Linked DNA regions of Homo sapiens: regions 1 and 3 are each linked to region 2. Evidence: chromatin loops called from intact Hi-C (ENCODE). Cell type or tissue: heart right ventricle. All regions are shown on one strand.

The links. Peaks named below come from ENCODE experiments on the same cell type or tissue, not always from the same donor. Only the 100,000 strongest peaks of a DNase experiment are listed, where the experiment ranks them.
Region 1: a loop joins it to region 2, with 5 times the contacts of the local background. A loop is called at or near these places in 7 of 110 quality-filtered maps.
Region 3: it touches region 2 in a loop (2.1-fold over the local background); 9 of 110 quality-filtered maps call a loop at or near these places.

Annotation. Positions count from the first base shown.
Region 1 is chr17:61,543,633-61,546,132 of GRCh38, forward strand. No RefSeq gene overlaps it. Among named protein-coding and RNA genes, the nearest start is that of NACA2, 46 kb to the right of the region's middle. In heart right ventricle, no CTCF peak of the experiment used is centred here; no DNase peak of the experiment used is centred here.
Region 2 is chr17:61,001,479-61,003,978 of GRCh38, forward strand. All of the region lies in intron 15 of BCAS3 (BCAS3 microtubule associated cell migration factor), which reads left to right. Among named protein-coding and RNA genes, the nearest start is that of BCAS3-AS1, 130 kb to the right of the region's middle. In heart right ventricle, a CTCF peak has its summit at 994 (motif pointing right); no DNase peak of the experiment used is centred here; H3K27ac peaks cover 556 bases.
Region 3 is chr17:61,133,803-61,136,302 of GRCh38, forward strand. The region is part of intron 22 of BCAS3 (BCAS3 microtubule associated cell migration factor); the gene reads left to right. It overlaps BCAS3-AS1 (BCAS3 antisense RNA 1), which reads right to left and starts at 2,210. Exons shown (of 6, transcript NR_186507.1): 1 at 2,065-2,210. In heart right ventricle, no CTCF peak of the experiment used is centred here; no DNase peak of the experiment used is centred here; H3K4me3 peaks cover 1,733 bases; H3K27ac peaks cover 2,329 bases.

The DNA.
Region 1 (2,500 bases), 540 kb after region 2:
CGCCATTATCCTGGCTCAGCCTCTGGAGTAGATGGGACTACAGGCGCCCGCCACCACGCCCAGCTAATTTTTTGTATTTTTAGTAGAGACGGGGTTTCACCGTGTTAGCCAGGATGGTCTGGATCTCCTGACCTCGTGATCCACCCGTCTCGGCCTCCCAGAGTGCTGGGATTACAGGCGTGAGCCACTGCGCCCGGCTTATTTATTTATTTATCGAGACAGGGTCTCACTCTGACGCCAAAGCTGGAGTTCAGTGGCATGATCTCAGCTCACTGCAACCTGCGCCTCCCAGGTTCAAGCGATCCTCCTGCCTCAGCCTTCTGAGTAGCTGGGACTACAGGCATGTGCCACCACACTTGGCTAATTGCTTTTGTATTTTTTGTAGACACGGGGTTTTACTATGTTCCTCAGGCTGGTCTCAAACTCTCAAACTCCTGGGCTCAAGCAATCAATCCTCCTACCTCAGACTCATGCAGTGGTGTCATATTTAAAATCTTTGCCAAATCAAAGGTCATCGAATTTTCCCCTATATTATCTTCTAGGAGTTTTATAGTTTTGTGTTTTACATTTAGGTCTGTGATAAAGTTTGAGTTAATTTTTGTGAAGAGTGAAAGGCCTATATCTAAATGTATTTTTCTGCATGTCCAGTTGTACCAGGACCATTTGTTGAAAAGACTGTCTTTTCTCCACTGTATTGTCTTTGTTCCTTTGTCAAAGATCAGTTGAGTATATTTATGTGGGTCTATTTCTAGGCTCTCTATTCTGTTCCATTGATCTGTTTGTCTTTTCTTTCACCAAATACTATCACTACCATGTCTTGATTACTATAGCTTTGTAGTAAGTCTTGAAATTGCACGGTGGAAGTCCTCTAACTTTGCTCTTCTTCAATATTGTGTTTGCTATTCTGGGTCTTTTGCCTGTCCATATAAACTTTAGAATCAGTTTGTAGAAATCCACAAAATAACTTGCTGGGATTTTGATTGGAATTGCATTGAATCTATAGGTCATGAGGGAAGAACTGACTTCTTGACAATATTGATCTTCCTATCCATAAACATGGAATCTCTCTCCATTTATTTAGTTATTTGATTTCTTTCATTGGAGTTTTGGAAATCATGTAAATATTTTGTTAAATTTATACTTAAGCAATTCATTTTTGGGGGGTGCTAAATAAAATAAACAAGTATAATTTTAATTTCAAATTCTACTTTTTTATTGCTGGTATATAGAGAAGTGATCAACTTTTGTATGTTAACTTTATATCCTGCAAACTTGCTATAATTGCTTATTAGTGTTGGGAGCTTTTCTTTCAGACTTTCTACATAGATGATCACATCATCTGCAAACAAAGACAATTTTATTTCTTCCTTCATGGTTTTTATACCTCTCTTATTTCCTTTTATTGTCTTATTGTATTAAATAAGACTTCTAGTCTGATGCTAAAAAGCAGCAGTGAGAGGGGACATCCTTGCCTTGTTCCCAGTCTTAGTGAGAAAGCTTTGAATTTCTCACCATTAAGTATGATATTAGCTGTAGGTTTTTGCAGAGGTTCTTTATTAAATTGAAGAAGCTCCCCTCTGTTTCTAATTTACTGAGAGTTTTTATCATTAATGGACATTACATTTTGTCAAACGCTGTTTTGTGCATTTATTGATATGATAAAGTGATTTTTCTTCTTTAGCCTTCTTTTGATGTGATGAATTACATTAATTGATTTTTAAATGATGAATCAGCTTTGCATACCTGAGATAAATCTCACTTGGTAATGGTGTAGAGTTTTTTATACATTCTTGGATTCAATTTGCTAATATTTTGCTCAAGATTTTTATATCTGTGTTCATGAACAATATTGGTCTGCAGTTTTCTTTCTTTCTAATGTCTTTGTCTGGCATTGACATTAGGATAATGCTTTTATCTTCTGAAAGTAAATATGGTAGAATTCACCTATGAACCCACTTGGGCTTGGTGCTTTCTATTTTGTAAGGTCATTCATTACTAATTCAATTTATTTAATAGGTATAGGCCAGAGCATTTCTTCTTAGGTGACTTTTGGCAGATTGTGTCTTTCAAGGAATTGGTCCATTCCATCTAGGTTATCAAAGTTGTGGGCAGAAAATAGTTTATAGTATTCCTATATTATCTTTGTAATGTCCATAGGGTCTGTAGTGATGTTTCCTCTTTCATTTCTGATATTAGTAATTTGTGTCCTTTCTCTTTTTTCTTGATTAGCTTGGCCAGGGGCTTATCAAAGAACCAGCTTTCGGTTTCATTGATTTTTCTCTATTGAATTCCTATTTTCAATTTCATTGATTTCTGTTCCAGATTTTATTATTTCTTTTCTTCTACTTACTTCAGATTTAATTTGCTCTTCTTCTTTTAACTTCCTAAAGTGGAAACTTAGATGACTGATTTTAGATCTTTGTTTTCTAATGTACACATTCAATGTTATAGATTTTCCCCTAAGCACTGGTTTTGCCACATCCCACAAATTTTGATAAGT
Region 2 (2,500 bases):
AATGTGATGTTTCTTGACTTTTCTTTCCACATCACTGTTTACTTGTGGATTGAAGTTTCCATGTGCATGTTTTAATTTTTGCCAAGAAAAATCAATCAAGTGCACTGTAGCTCTGCTTTAGATTTTATGCCTCATATGACATAGAGTATATAAATAGTATAAACATGTTAAATGGAGAAAAATCTTGTGGGGGGATATCTTAGTTTAGTACCTGGATTTTTATTGATTATGTGTACTTTATTGTTTTAGCTCAAATGCAGTTTTGTTTTTCATTTGTTATTTTCAGATTTAAAGTTTTCCTGGTGAATTTGTTTTCTCAAATTCTTTTATCACCTTTTTTAAAAAAAAATGTTGCTATAGCACTCTGCTAGTTTTAACATTTACTATTTTCTCAAGACAGAGCAGATGAGTTTGTTAGGGAAAGTGGATAGAAAAGAGTGACCTCATAATACCTTCCTGAAAACAAGATGCTTTCATTTCAGAATCATTAATGGAAGAAGCTATTAAATGAAGATTGTACAGTTGTTGTTTTTAAATAGGTTTTTAAAGAGAAGTTTTAGGTTCTCAGTAAAATTGAGAGAAAGGTATAGATAACGTAGTTTTGGGGGGAAATAAAATTGCCAGTGGGATATATTTTAAAGGAAACCTGATATTATATTGCCTCTAAATTATACTTTAAAATTTAGTGCTATGAAAATTAATTTAAAAATATTTTAAACCTAAATAAACTCTATGTAGATATTTTATATTTTTGTGTATTTCATTTTGGATATAACACATTTCTTTTCTCTGTAAGTTTTGCCTTTAAATAAATGCCAGATGATGTAGTTATCCCTTGAAACTAATCCAGAATTTCTTCTTTGCTTTTTACTGCTTGTGGAAATATTTTTTCTTTTCTATGTATTTTTTACATGGGCAAATCATAAACTCCAGATTTCAAAATAGTTTTATTTTTAAATGGTTAATGAGACATGCCTCTAGAGGGCAATATTTTCTCATTGTAATCAAGGCAACCCTGGCATGAACCTGAGGTACTAGGGATGTTAATGTCTTATCAGATCTTAAATAGCCTTTCTTCCTTTTTATTATGTTTTCTGTGATTTATTCTTCAACGTCTTCTTAGAGAATTCAACTTTGGAAATATATTACTATCAATTAATATCCTTTCTGAGTACTACATGCAGATCCAGTTCCTCTGAGTGAATACCATTGAATGAATAGAGGCAAATTTTTTAGTTATATCATTTGAGTATGTGGGGTCATTATGCTAAATGTTTTTTTATTCTCTATGTGTTGCTATTCAGGGACTTGTTATCTGTATACTTTATAATATCAGAGTGATTAAACTTCATTTTTGAGGCATTGAGGCATTATAAGGGCTAATAGTTATCTACTCTTTTCTATTAACATTGATTGGACACTTACTGTTGTTGTTTACCCTTTAAATATAATTTTTATTTTTTATCAAAGAAATACATGCATTTATTATAAAAGTCAAAAATATAATTTTATAGTGAAAGGAGGCACTTTTTGGCCTATCCTCCCCACTCTCGGGTGTCATTCCCCAGAGGCCTCTTCTTTTAACTCTTCTGTTTTTTTCTCAGTTGGTTTTTTTTGGGCCCTTTCCTGGAAATCCTATTACTTGAATAATGTATCTTCTACATTGAGCCCCTAATCTTCTTGTCTATTTTCTATCTTTTTTTTAACTTTATGAGAATTTCCCCAACGTATGTTTCAGTCTTCTTGTTGCATTTTTATTTCTGCAATCTTTTTAATATGATTTTCTTTGAATTTTTTTTATTATCACACCCTTTTCTTATTTTATGTGTAATATTTTTCTCTCTTTAAGAGATCGTTATAAATTTTGAAGCTTTTTTGTGCTCCTTTTATTATGCCCTCCCCTCCCCTCCCCTCCCCTCCCCTCCCCTTCCCTTCCCTTCTTTTTCTTTCCTTTTTTTTCTTTCCTTTCTTGTCTCCCTTTCTTTGCCTTTTTAAATCGAGACAAGGTTTTGCCATTTTGCACAATCTGGTCTCGATCTCCTGGTCTCAAGCAATCTGCCTGCCTCAGCCTCCCAAAATGCTGGGGATTACAGGTGTGAGCCACCAAGCCCATCTGGAGCAGTGATTTTCAACCCTTGACTGTCCATTATACTTAAGCTAGATAGATTTGAAAAATACTGAGGCCTAGACTCCATCAGACTGATTGAACCAAAACACTGACCTCAGTGATGGGGAATCCTTGATGGATCATTGGCTGATTATTTTTATTTTTACATTCTATTATTTAATAATTCATTTTTATTTTATTCATTTTTATTCAGCTAATCAACAAATCAATACTAAGGAACTGATTGGAAGCTTTTTGAATGTGGGAAGGGCATACCGCCTTATAGGTATCAGTGGTCTATCAGGTAGGAATGCCATTTTATTATCATACCTCAAATAGTCACTATCCGTAGGTCTTTTCATGTACGCTGGTCAGTTTTCCCACAAAGAAATT
Region 3 (2,500 bases), 130 kb after region 2:
ATGAATTGGAAGGGTGCTTTCTGTGACTTTCATTGGCCTGCAACTGCCTGGAATCTCAAAAAAAAAAAAAAAAAAAAAAAGGAAACCCAAAAAACCATCTTTGATTCCTTACTGTGTAATCTTTTAACAAAGTATTTTGCAAACATACTTAGCATGTGATTTTCACATATGTGTTCCAAGGAGCAATGGAGCAGAGTTGGAGAGATGAAAGCATTTGAAGACTGCAAAGTAATTTTAAATTGAGGGATGTACTAACAAAGGAGTCATATACAAAAAGGGAGGAGAGGTAGAGTTGGCCTGATGTGGAAAATAAATATTTCATATAGTCTGCTATAGTCTGGCCAGTATGAATTAAATAAAAGTCACATTCATAATGAACACTGGAGCAATTATACATCCTAAAAAGAAAGGGAAGAAATACCATTTCGTAATAAGAAGATGAGGATCAATAATAGTAGTGAACACTTGTTGATTTTTTAAAAATCAACTGTTAGGCACTGTGCTCAGACTTTATGAGCATTGTCTCATTTTTCATCGTTTTATAAATTAGGAAATTGAGGTCTTGTGAAAGTAACGTGCCTGGATTGACACAGTAAGCTGGTGGAATGAGGATTCGGAACCACGCATGTCTGACTCCAGAGCCCTCGCTTTTTACACCAGCCTCTACTATCTCCCTGTGTGACTCTGGTCAGTTAATCCATTTATAAAATGAGAGTATTGGACTGAGCAATTTCTAGATCCTTTTGGTTCTAGAATTATAGGAAAGTATTTTAAAGTCGAGAGAACTGTGTTATGGTGGGACATTTAGAGACAAACTGAAATGGTGATTGTAATGACATTTCAAGTTAATGATAGCTAGCATTGATGGAGCCTGTACTATATAATTATGTAATTATATTTACAAACACCTCATTTAACCTTCAAAACAATCCTTTTTGACATCAGTTTTTTGTTCCTAAGAAAAGTTAAGTAACATCTCCAAATCACAGAACTAGAATTATTCATGAAGAGTCAGCCACATCAAAGATCCAAAACACGGGTTTTAAGATTTCAAATGGTTAATACTCTACTTTTCTCTTAGATTGTTGTTTTGTTTTTTTTTGAAATAAAACATTTGTACAAGTCAGTAAAAGTGATATACAGTATTTCTTCAAAACTGGAATGTTATTAGAGTTCTTGCTTGAAAATAGTTCCAAATTAAACATATGAGGTTTCCAGTAGTTTGAAGACTTTAGAATCCGACTTGAGATCAAATCGGAACTGAGACAGTGAGGTCACCTAAACTGCGACGTGTGAAGTGCCCTGTTTCATGCTTCTTATAATGACATGATAAGGCCATTAGTATTATCTTTATTATAACAGATGATTATAAATGGTACAGACTTGGTTTCTTATTATCTGGTACTTTTTGTCACTTAGCCCTAATTTTCTTAATTCAAAGACATATTCTGTTAGTACTAGGGAGCAAGTTTAAGACTGACTTTGCCACACTAATCAAATTACATCAGTGTCAAGTGCTCACTAATTAACACAAAATTTATATCTGCATTAGGTAAATGTCATTTCACCACAGTGGCCTGAAATAAGCTTTTTATTCCTTTGAATTAGCATACCATTTCATTGTAAGTATTACAAACAAGCTAATGACAAAATTTAGGCCCATGTGCATTTGTTATTTAGCTGGAAATAGCCAGAAGACAGTCAGTACTTCCAAAGATCTGTAGGAAAATGCCCTGCTTCATTTTTTAACTGATCAGCTAGCTGACTTGTCACCTTGAGGTCCTGTGTGTACATCATAGAAGGGCTTAGCAGACTACTGCCACCCCCTGTCTATATGCAGCCCACGGGCTAGAACAGTTCTCACATTTTTAAATGGGAGGAAAAACATCAAAAGAAGATTTTATGAAACCTGAAAATCACATGAAATTCACATGTCAGGCTCATAAATAAGTTTTAATGCAACAGAGTCATGTCTGTTCACTTATGTATTATCTATGGCTGCTCTCCCTATGATGGCAGAGTTGAGCAGCTGTAACAGAGACCGTGCGGCCTAAAGATACTTACTGTCGGGCTGGTTACAGAAAATGTTTTCCAAACAGAAGCTGTATTCCAAATTCTTTCCTAATGTGGCATACAAAGCCTTTAGGATCTGGCTCCTGTGTGCCTCTCCTGCCGCTGCTGCTGCTGCTGCTGCTCCTGTTTCCGCTTCTGCCATGGCCACCGCCACTGCCGCCGCCTCCTCCTTCTTCCCTGCACCCCTTCGCGCCTGCCTTCCCCGCGACCGGCAGCCTGAGCTCTAACAATTCTCAACTACTAGCACCTCTTAGACTCCAAAATGCTTTGCACCTATTTAAATGTTTTCCCGTGCTCTTCCCTCTACATAAAATCATTTCTTTCCATCCTGAGTACCCATGGCAAGCTCCTATCTTCCAATATTTTTACTTAAGCATCCCCTCTTCTTCTCTGCACCTGGAGCATCTTGGACATAGCTTTGTTTCCA